Linked DNA regions of Homo sapiens: region 1 is linked to region 2. Evidence: chromatin loops called from intact Hi-C (ENCODE). Cell type or tissue: PC-9. All regions are shown on one strand. Each heading gives the region's core, and the rest is flanking DNA. Links, peaks and the distances in the headings are about the cores only. Region 1 overlaps IGF1R (insulin like growth factor 1 receptor). Region 2 overlaps IGF1R (insulin like growth factor 1 receptor).

Evidence for each region. Hi-C counts contacts between places; a loop is a spot of excess contacts. Peaks named below come from ENCODE experiments on the same cell type or tissue, not always from the same donor. Only the 100,000 strongest peaks of a DNase experiment are listed, where the experiment ranks them.
Region 1: a loop joins it to region 2, with 5 times the contacts of the local background. A loop is called at or near these places in 4 of 110 quality-filtered maps.

Annotation. Positions count from the first base shown.
Region 1 is chr15:98,894,876-98,899,267 of GRCh38, reverse strand. It overlaps IGF1R (insulin like growth factor 1 receptor), which reads right to left. Exons shown (of 21, transcript NM_000875.5): 4 at 2,363-2,511. Among named protein-coding and RNA genes, the nearest start is that of PGPEP1L, 110 kb to the left of the region's middle. RefSeq lists an enhancer at 1,762-2,961. In PC-9, for the core only: no CTCF peak of the experiment used is centred there; DNase peaks (open chromatin) are centred at 1,837 and 2,117; H3K4me3 peaks cover 1,204 bases; H3K27ac peaks cover 3,188 bases.
Region 2 is chr15:98,725,716-98,730,107 of GRCh38, reverse strand. All of the region lies in intron 2 of IGF1R (insulin like growth factor 1 receptor), which reads right to left. Among named protein-coding and RNA genes, the nearest start is that of MIR4714, 57 kb to the left of the region's middle. In PC-9, for the core only: no CTCF peak of the experiment used is centred there; a DNase peak (open chromatin) is centred at 2,377; H3K4me3 peaks cover 818 bases; H3K27ac peaks cover 4,000 bases.

The sequences.
Region 1 (4,392 bases), core at 162-4,161, 170 kb before region 2:
GCCAAGTTTCTAGGAGGCTGGGGGGTACTGCAGCTCCCAAGCTGATTAACAAAATATAAAATCATAAATACCAGACTGCCAATTAGCTAAGGCTGACGAATGTAGGGAACGTCTTTTAATATGCTCTGTCAACAGACAGTATGGCCCCCACAGTACAAGGGCATGACTAAATCAACATTTTCTCCATCTCATTAGGAACTGCCTTTGCTGCCTTTCTAATTCCTAAGATACAGGGATCTATATTTAAAGGTTCCATTTTACTAAGACTTGAAGAAAATACACCAAAATGTTAACAATGGCTATCTATGAGGGATTTTTAAAAATTCATTTCTGCATTGCTAAATTTTCTATAGTATTTATGTATTGCTTTTATAACTAGAAAATAGTTGGAAAAATAGTTGAAAATAGTTGGAAAAATAGTTGCTAATAAAGATGTACAAACATAATATGCAAACAACAGGTTTCATCTTGTTTAGTCTACCTTTTTCTCATAGTAAACAAAAACCAATTTTCAGTTCAACTAATGCTAAAATTATAATAAACACTATAATGAACTGGGTGTGGTCCAATTAATGGGATTTTACTGTGCGTAATTTATGAAGACATATTTAATAAAATGCTCTATTTTGCTTTGAGTTGATACAAATAAAATAATAAGGGTACTAAAGGATAAAGCCCTACATCTAATTTAATTTAATAGCTTTCCAAGAAAAATTAAAGGGAAGTTCAAGTTGGAAAGATGAGAGGTTGCGTGCAGTTGATGTTTTAAGGAAGAGATCCTGAATTTTAAACGTGGGGCAGGAAGCATGCCTTAGTCAAGATCAGGAAATTTCCCCTCTAATGAGATGTCCCATCATCCTAAATCCAATCTATTTCCTGCAATGGACATAAACCAGAAGACACATTTCATCATCATGCATCAATATGTACCAATCCCTTCATAAATGATACTTCTCCATGGGTTTAATTCACAGATTAAATTTTTGTCTTCAGGACAGGAAGATAAAAAAGTTTAGGCACTCAAAAGGTATGTTCTAGGGATAAGCAAATTAAAAGTAAATGAGGAAATGCAGACACAGCCAAAAGAATTAAACATCAGAAGTACCATGAGAGTGGGCAAGCCCTAGTTGTGGGGAACAGAGTTATCTCCATCACGGAGGGCTGGGAGTGGGTGTATTGTGAACAGCAACAAGGGATATCAACTAATTCAGAAGAACTAAGCACAAACTTGTTTCTGTCCTTTCTAAACCTTAAGAATACAGTCTACTCATTTAACAAATATTAAGGAAAACACATTCTCAAAATACATTATTTTTCCTCTCAAACTGTAAAAAAAAAAAAAAATTCTTCATAAAAGGATTCCCCCCCCAAAATTCCTTTCAACTTCAAAGCCATTTTACGATATTTATTCTAGCTTATAAAACTATCAGTACCTTGACCAAGTGGTCCCAGTGGCAGAGAATTTAAGGCACCATTACTAGAAGCCCTTGGCAATGAAAAATCAGAAGTGAAAAGATTTTTAAAATTATCCAGACATGGTAGTGTGTGCCTGTGGTCCCAGCAACGTGGGAGGCTGAGCAGAAGGATTGTTTGAGACTAGGAGTTCCAGGTTACAGTGAGCTATGATTATGCCATTGCACTCCAGCCTGGGTGATACAGTGAGACCCTGTCTCAAAACAAAACCAAAAAACAAACACACAAAAAACCAAAGAAGTGAAGAGATCATAGGCTAAGTCAGTGGGAAATCCTTTGCACAAATCCAACTCAGAAGCAACTTACCAGGAATGCCATCTATTGCAAATAAAGGTCATTGTACAGGGGTGAGACCGAAACTTTATGTACACAATGACACACACTTGTATCCTTTTGTCTCTCACAAGTAAATTTGGAAATCTAGCATTCTTTTGGACTTCATAAAATTTTAACGTGATATCACTAAACTTCCCTTTGCTCAGTCTTCTCAGTAAATTCAAGTAACCAAAACTCTTTAGACTTGAAAGATGTGTGGATTTGGCTACAGCTGGAGTCTGCTGAGTCACACGTCTGATCCAATGGTCTCTTCTGGGGTTTGTATGTGTCAGGGCTTGCCTCTCCTATGCAAGATGTGACTAACAAAAAGATGAGCGATGACCCTCTTTACAGGAATAAATGACGTGCCAATGGCTAAAAGACAGATTGCCTTTCAATCTGTTCTTTATCTTTCAGGGAAACTCAAAGAAGAGACGTCATGCGTGAGGCTTACACACCATGTTGTTTATCTAAGCCCATATTTTAGTGGTGACTCAGGGACGGGAGCATGAAAAGCATCAACAAAAGAAAACCATGAGATCTAGCCGTTTTTCCAGGGGGATGGAATACTTACTCCCCCGTCGGATGTTAATGAGCAAATTGCCCTTGAAGATGGTGCATCCTTGGAGCATCTGAGCAGAAGTAACAGAATCAATGGTCTTTGTTTTCTTTTCTTCCTCACAGACCTTCGGGCAAGGACCTTCACAAGGGATGCAGTACATGCTGTTGAAGAAGAAAAAAAAAATCAAAAACACACATAATTGAGTCTGTCTTCTTGCATTAAAAAAACCATAAGGATATGCTTTTCATTGTTATTACAGCATGCATTAGAAAAAGCAACTGTTTTGAAGTGTTCATGTGGTCACATGGTATCTCACCCCCAAGCCCACCCAAGATAAGCCACTCACATTGCAAGCAAAAGGAGAAACAGCCTACAAAGGAAGAGCGTGTTGCTTGCTTCCAGACAAAATACATGCTGCATCCTCAAGGCATTTGTGTGTCATAGGCTGTTGACTGGTGAGCCAGCTGGTTCCATGTGGGAGAGACAGTGCTGCAGAAAGGAAGCTTGGGGGGTTCTGGAGGAAAACAGAGCTGCTTTCTGATACTGTGACCCTGGCCTGTGTACCTGGAGGAGTCGCTAGGAGAGAAGGCAGGGACAGCAAAGGGAGTGCAGTGTCTCTGCCTAACAGTAGTCTAGCTCCTGCAGTCAGTGTTTTGGCAAAGCCCAGTGAGGGATACCAAAAGGCATGTGGTATAGCACAGATCCATTATTTTCTTGCTAAAGCACAACCGAAATTATTTCTTGACGGTGTTTTGCAGAAACTTGTAAATTGATCCAAATGTTGCTTTTGCTGCATACACAATAAAAGCAAGGGGTTTCCATTACTTTGTAATGAGCTCTTGTTTCAAATACTATCCTGAACATGCCACGAACCACCAAGAGTCAGGGACAAGTAAGACTGGCACTTTTCCTGCTTACCTACCATTATTTAGGAAATAGCAGACAAAATGCTAGCCCAGCAGCTGAACCTTTGGGATCTATAGTTATATATAGAACAAGGGTCAGAAAGTTGGACTGATTTCCAAACAAGACAAATAATACGAACTTATGCGATGTGTGTGTAATAGGATGGTAAGCTGGGGAGCCATTATATGTACATTATTGTTCTTAAATCATCTCTCAAATTTCGTGAAGTAAAAACATTCAAGAAAAACAATGTAAATTATAGCTCTTTTTATTAATGTCCCTTCCCCCTACCCATGAAGGTTATTTTGTATCTAAGACAAAGATGCAGGGTTCTGTTTTGTTTAAAAGCTAACAGGTAAACAAAACTTCTCTGGTATTTTCCTATTGTGTGTTTGGGAGAATGGGGGTCATGGCTTCCCCAAGGGTCCTACAGGAACTGGACCCACCCACAGATGGGGAGAGTCCTTCCTCTACCATTGCATTCAACATTCTCATTTCCAGCCTGGGTAGAGGCTTCCTTCAGCACTTTTTTACTTGGCCTTCTGTTGTTTCTAATTTATCTACATACCCTATAAACTTTCCATTTAAAAAAAAAAATTTTATTTTAAAATAATTATAGAGTCACAAAAAGCTGCAAAGATTTACGAGAAAGTTACAGAGAGATCCCACATAGCCTTCATCCAACTTCCTCCAATGTTTACTACATCTTACATGATATAAGTATCAAACCTGGAAATTAACTCTGTGTGTGTGTGTGTGTGTGTGTGTGTGTGTGTGTGTGTGTGTGTGGTGCTGTGTCACTGATCACTTGTGTAGATTTGTGTAATCACAACTACAATCAAGATACAGAACTGTTCCGTCACCACCAAGCTCTCCCTAATGCCACCTGTTCATACTCACTGCCCTGCCCAACCTAGTCCCCAATGTCCCTAACACCTGGCAACCACTAATCTGTTTTCCATGTCTACAATCTGTCTTTTTTTTTTTTTTTGAGACAGGGTCTCACTCTGTCGCCCAGGCTACAGTGCAGCGGCATGATCTCAGCTCACTGCAACCTCCACCTCCTGGGTTCAAGTGATTCTCCTGCCTCAGCCTCCTGAGTAGCTGGAAATACAGGCACCCATCACCAGGCCCGG
Region 2 (4,392 bases), core at 132-4,131:
TCATCAACAGAAAACTCAACACAGACATCCAGTGGGATGAATTTAGAAACAGAACCATATTTGAGAAATTAAGGGAGCCACTGACACAAATTCTGCTTTTAACTGTGCCTTTAGACCAGATGCCCTTTAAATAGGCCCTTGTGATCCCATAACTTTTTAATTACAATATCATGGACCTGCAGACAGGGTGTTACAAGTGAGAACTGTGCTTTCCAAGGGTTATGCAGGGCAAACCTTATCCAGGCCTGCCAGAAGCACATGGCATTTTCAAGGCCATTTACTAAGGAAAGACACACTCACACACATCGTGCCAAGGGCATTCTATGCCAGACCCCAGCCAGGACCTACTGTTAGGGCTCTTCAAGAGGATGAAGGCGAATCCTAGGCCTCTATTCCTGTGAAGGCCCAGCTCTTACTGGGAAGGGCAGGGAGGCCCCCAGATACTGTCTCCAGGGAACGGGACAGTTCACCAAGACCACACACACAGCCTGCTCTCACTGAAGGACAATGAGATGTGGAAAGGTTCACTTAAAAAAAAAAAAAAGCACATTAGGGTTTTTCTTAATGCACAGTACAATGAAGAAAACAGAAAACAGACCAGAACCCTATTGTCCAGATAACACCTACTGACCTTTGAAAAGAATAGAAGAAATAAAAGCACATGGTTAAAAAATTCCAAACAGTGCAAAAATAATACAAGATTACCTGTGGAGGTCACCAAGCACTTCCGGTTCCTTTCCATGAAAAATAAGTGCTTATTACTTTCTGGGATTCCTTCTCAAAAACTTCTTAATGATTGAACCAGCATTCACCAGCAAACATGCTCTTTTTAAATTAAGCCCTGAAGAATCAGAGTACATATAATGCTCTACACCTTTTTCCACTTAATTTATCTCAGAACAAAGATCTAACCTTTCAAAGAACAGCTGTTGTAGTGAGAATTCCACTCTTTGGAAATGTATAAATCAGACACAAATTCAAAATGCAGTATTTTTTGTGTCAGCCTTGTAATCCTTTAACAGTGAGTCCTATGGGAATTTAAAAATTATGATAGTATCAGCTAATATTTCATTGAGGCATTGTGCCATGTCTGGCCCTGGACTAACCCCTTTTCTTTACCTCTCACAACGACCTTAGAAGGAAGCTGAGTGTCCACAGTCGTGTAGCTGAGAGGCCTTAGGAAGGTAAATTCTCTTCACCAATGTGCAGAGCCAAGAGGTAGCACAGCCAAGATTTTAAGCCAGATCTGTCTGATTCTACTACCACCTACTACAAAGAGCTTTCTTGTCATAGGATAAAGGTGCTGGCTTCTCCACCAGAGGAAAGGAAGCCACTTAAAAACTTACAGAGAGGGTGATCACCAAAGGCCACCAGCTGGCCTCGGGAGAGTGCAGAATGCACTCCCAGAGCTAGGATGAAGAAGCGATGGGGGCCTGACCCCGCCCAGGCGGCCCTGGGCATCAGCATAGGCACCTCACTGGGTTCACAATGGCTCAGAACATGCTCACCTGCTTGAGCTCAGCCTCTTGAACGTCTGCTGCTAATAGCCGCTCTTCAAGCAAAGCACATGTCATGAGACCTATTCAAATACAACTGAGTGGGACCCTGAAACTGGGGCTGGCAATGGTGGGAGCACTAAGTCAGGCCCTCTTGCTGGGAGGTGATGTGAAGAGGGCCACTTCTCATCCCTGCTCTGCTGTCCCCTTAACCGGGGTCTTGAGCAGTGGAGGAGGAGCTCAGGCCCCTCCAGTCAAAGACAGTCCAGGCTGAGTCTAGACAACCCGACCATTCTCATCCCCACCCAGCCCGGCCAGCCTTTCACAGACAGGCACCGGGATCTGTGATGGCCAGCGGCAACAACAGGCGTGATTTCTCCTAGGACACATCACTTTTCACCAAGAAGCCCATCTTGAATAGCTGGGGGTGTGTTTACAGATCCAGGAAAGCTCAGAGCAAAAATACTTAGTTAAAAAGCAAGTTAAAAAATGCATCTTCAGGGCAACCCGCTTGGGTCCCTTTCCATGCTGTGGAAGCTTTGTTCTTTCACTCTTCACAATAAATCTTGCTGCTGCTCGCTTAAAAAAAAAAAAAAAAAAAAAACAATGCATCTTCAGTGAGTACAGTGGCTACCTCGTGTTCCTTTTTTATTTGATGGGAAATAAAGGGGAAGAGAGATTTACTTTGAGTCGGCAGGCCAGATCTGCAACAGGGACTGGAGAACTTTCCAGGCCCAGCAGCCCCGGCCTGGCCCGCATTCCTTCGGGGTGACAGCGCACCAGGGCCGGCCGGCGGTTTCCCCAGTCCTTCTGCCGCCGCCACACAGTGACTAAGCCCACAGGAATCCCAGCGGGTGCTGGACCCACCCGGAGGACAAGCAGGCCGAGAGGAAAGCCTGTGACTGCCCCGACCAGCAGAAGAAGACCTGCTCTCTGCCCTCCAGCCCCTGGGTATAATGCAGGAGAAGCTGGGGAGGCTGTCCAAGGCAGGAGCAGCCCCACCTGAGCTCAGGTGACAGCCCATCTCACTTGCAAGGCCTTGCAGAGACACCCAAGCCCCATACTCAGGACTGACTTTGCTGAGGAATCAGAGAGCAGAGTTTCAGGGTGCACCTTTATCTCCCTGAGAAAGACTCCCAGTAAAAGTCGGTTGTTTGCCCAAAGGAGGCAGAATTAAACTACGGGCAGGCAACCACAAGTTTGCTTTGACAAATAAAACAAGAAAAAAAAAATGTAAACCTACACTGGCCCAATCACTTTCCAAGAGCCTAATTCATGGTAAAACCAGCAGTCCAAGATCTGATTTTGATAAATCACTTCCTGACTCTTCATATATTTTACTCTCTGTACGACTGTTATTTTTATTTTGCAAAAGAATTAAAAGTTTACTGGAAACCACATACCTTTCTTCCTTTACGACAACCTGTCATTCATCACAGCTAAAACATCCACCCATTAAATGATATTTTTACAAGATTAAAGAATGGTTTTAAAAAGAAAGAAATCTCCTTAGTTAAAAATGAACCAAACAAAGGTACCTAATCACTGATCAGCATCAAAGTTTTGTTCCACACATGAAAATAATTCATCAGGCCAGGTGTGGCGGCTCACACCTAGAATCCCAGCACTTTGGGAGGCCAAGGTGGGTGGATCACCTGAGGTCAGGAGTTCGAGACCTGCCTGGCCAACATGGTGAAACCCCATCTCTACTAAAAATACAAAAAATTAGCCGGGCATGGTGACAGATGCCTGTAATCCCAGCTACTCAGGAGGCTGAGGCAGGAGAATTGCCTGAACCCGGGAGGCGGAAGTTGCAGTGAGCCAAGATCACACCATTGCACTCCAGCCGGGGTGACAAGAGCAAGACTCTATCTCAAAAAAAAAAAAAAAAAAAAAAAATCATCAATGTAAAAATGAATTCTGCCTAAGGAGGGGAATTTAAAAAGTCAGAGAAAAGCAAGGAATTAAAATTCAGAAACAAGCTGTTTTATAATTAAGCATCTGCAATTTAACTATACTATGTCACTCTGATTTTCATCTTTCCTTTCTCATAAGAGTCATAGATGTTCTCCGCTCATATAAAGGTGGTAGGAAGGGAGGGAGGGCGCCATGCTAATAGAACCCACATCATGTTTACTAAGAACTAGGCAGATGTGGACAAAAACTCCAAAGATTTAAAAGTTTCTTGACTAGAGCAAGACATCTTCAAGAACTCATCCAACATGGTGCCTAGCCTTCTTCAGAGCAAGACAAGCCACTAAGTCATCCCTGGGTGTGTGTTCAGCAGCAGCCCACTAGGAAGTATTAGGTGAGCTACGATGGGAGAGTAATGGGCAGGAAAATCATAGGAAAGCAGGTCTGGATTTGGGCTGGCTGCTTAGCTGCATGGCACCTTGCACAAGTTATAATCAGGTCTCTTGCCTCCATTTCCTCTTCCACAAAAAATGGAACAGTAATATCCATATCCACCCTACAGACTGTGCAAAGATTAAAGAATACTGGCGAGGTGCCTGGCACCTAGTCATTGTTCAGTGAATGCCAGTCATGATCACGAACACAGTCCTTGCTAAGAGGGTGATATGATTTGGCTGTGTCCCCGCCCAAATCTCAACTTGAATTGTGTCTCCCAGAATTTTCATGTGTTATGGGAAGGACCCAGGTGAGGTAATTGAATCATGAGGGCTGGTCTTTCCCGTGCTATTCTCATGATAGTGAATAAGTCTGACGAGATCTGATGGGTTTATCAGGGTTTCCACTTTTGCTTCTTCCACATTTTCTCTTGCTGCCACCATGTAAGAAGTACCTTTTGCCTCCTGCCATGATTCTGAGGCCTCCCCAGCCATGTGGAATTGTAAGTCCAATTAAAACCTCTTTTTCTTCACAGTCTTGGGTACGT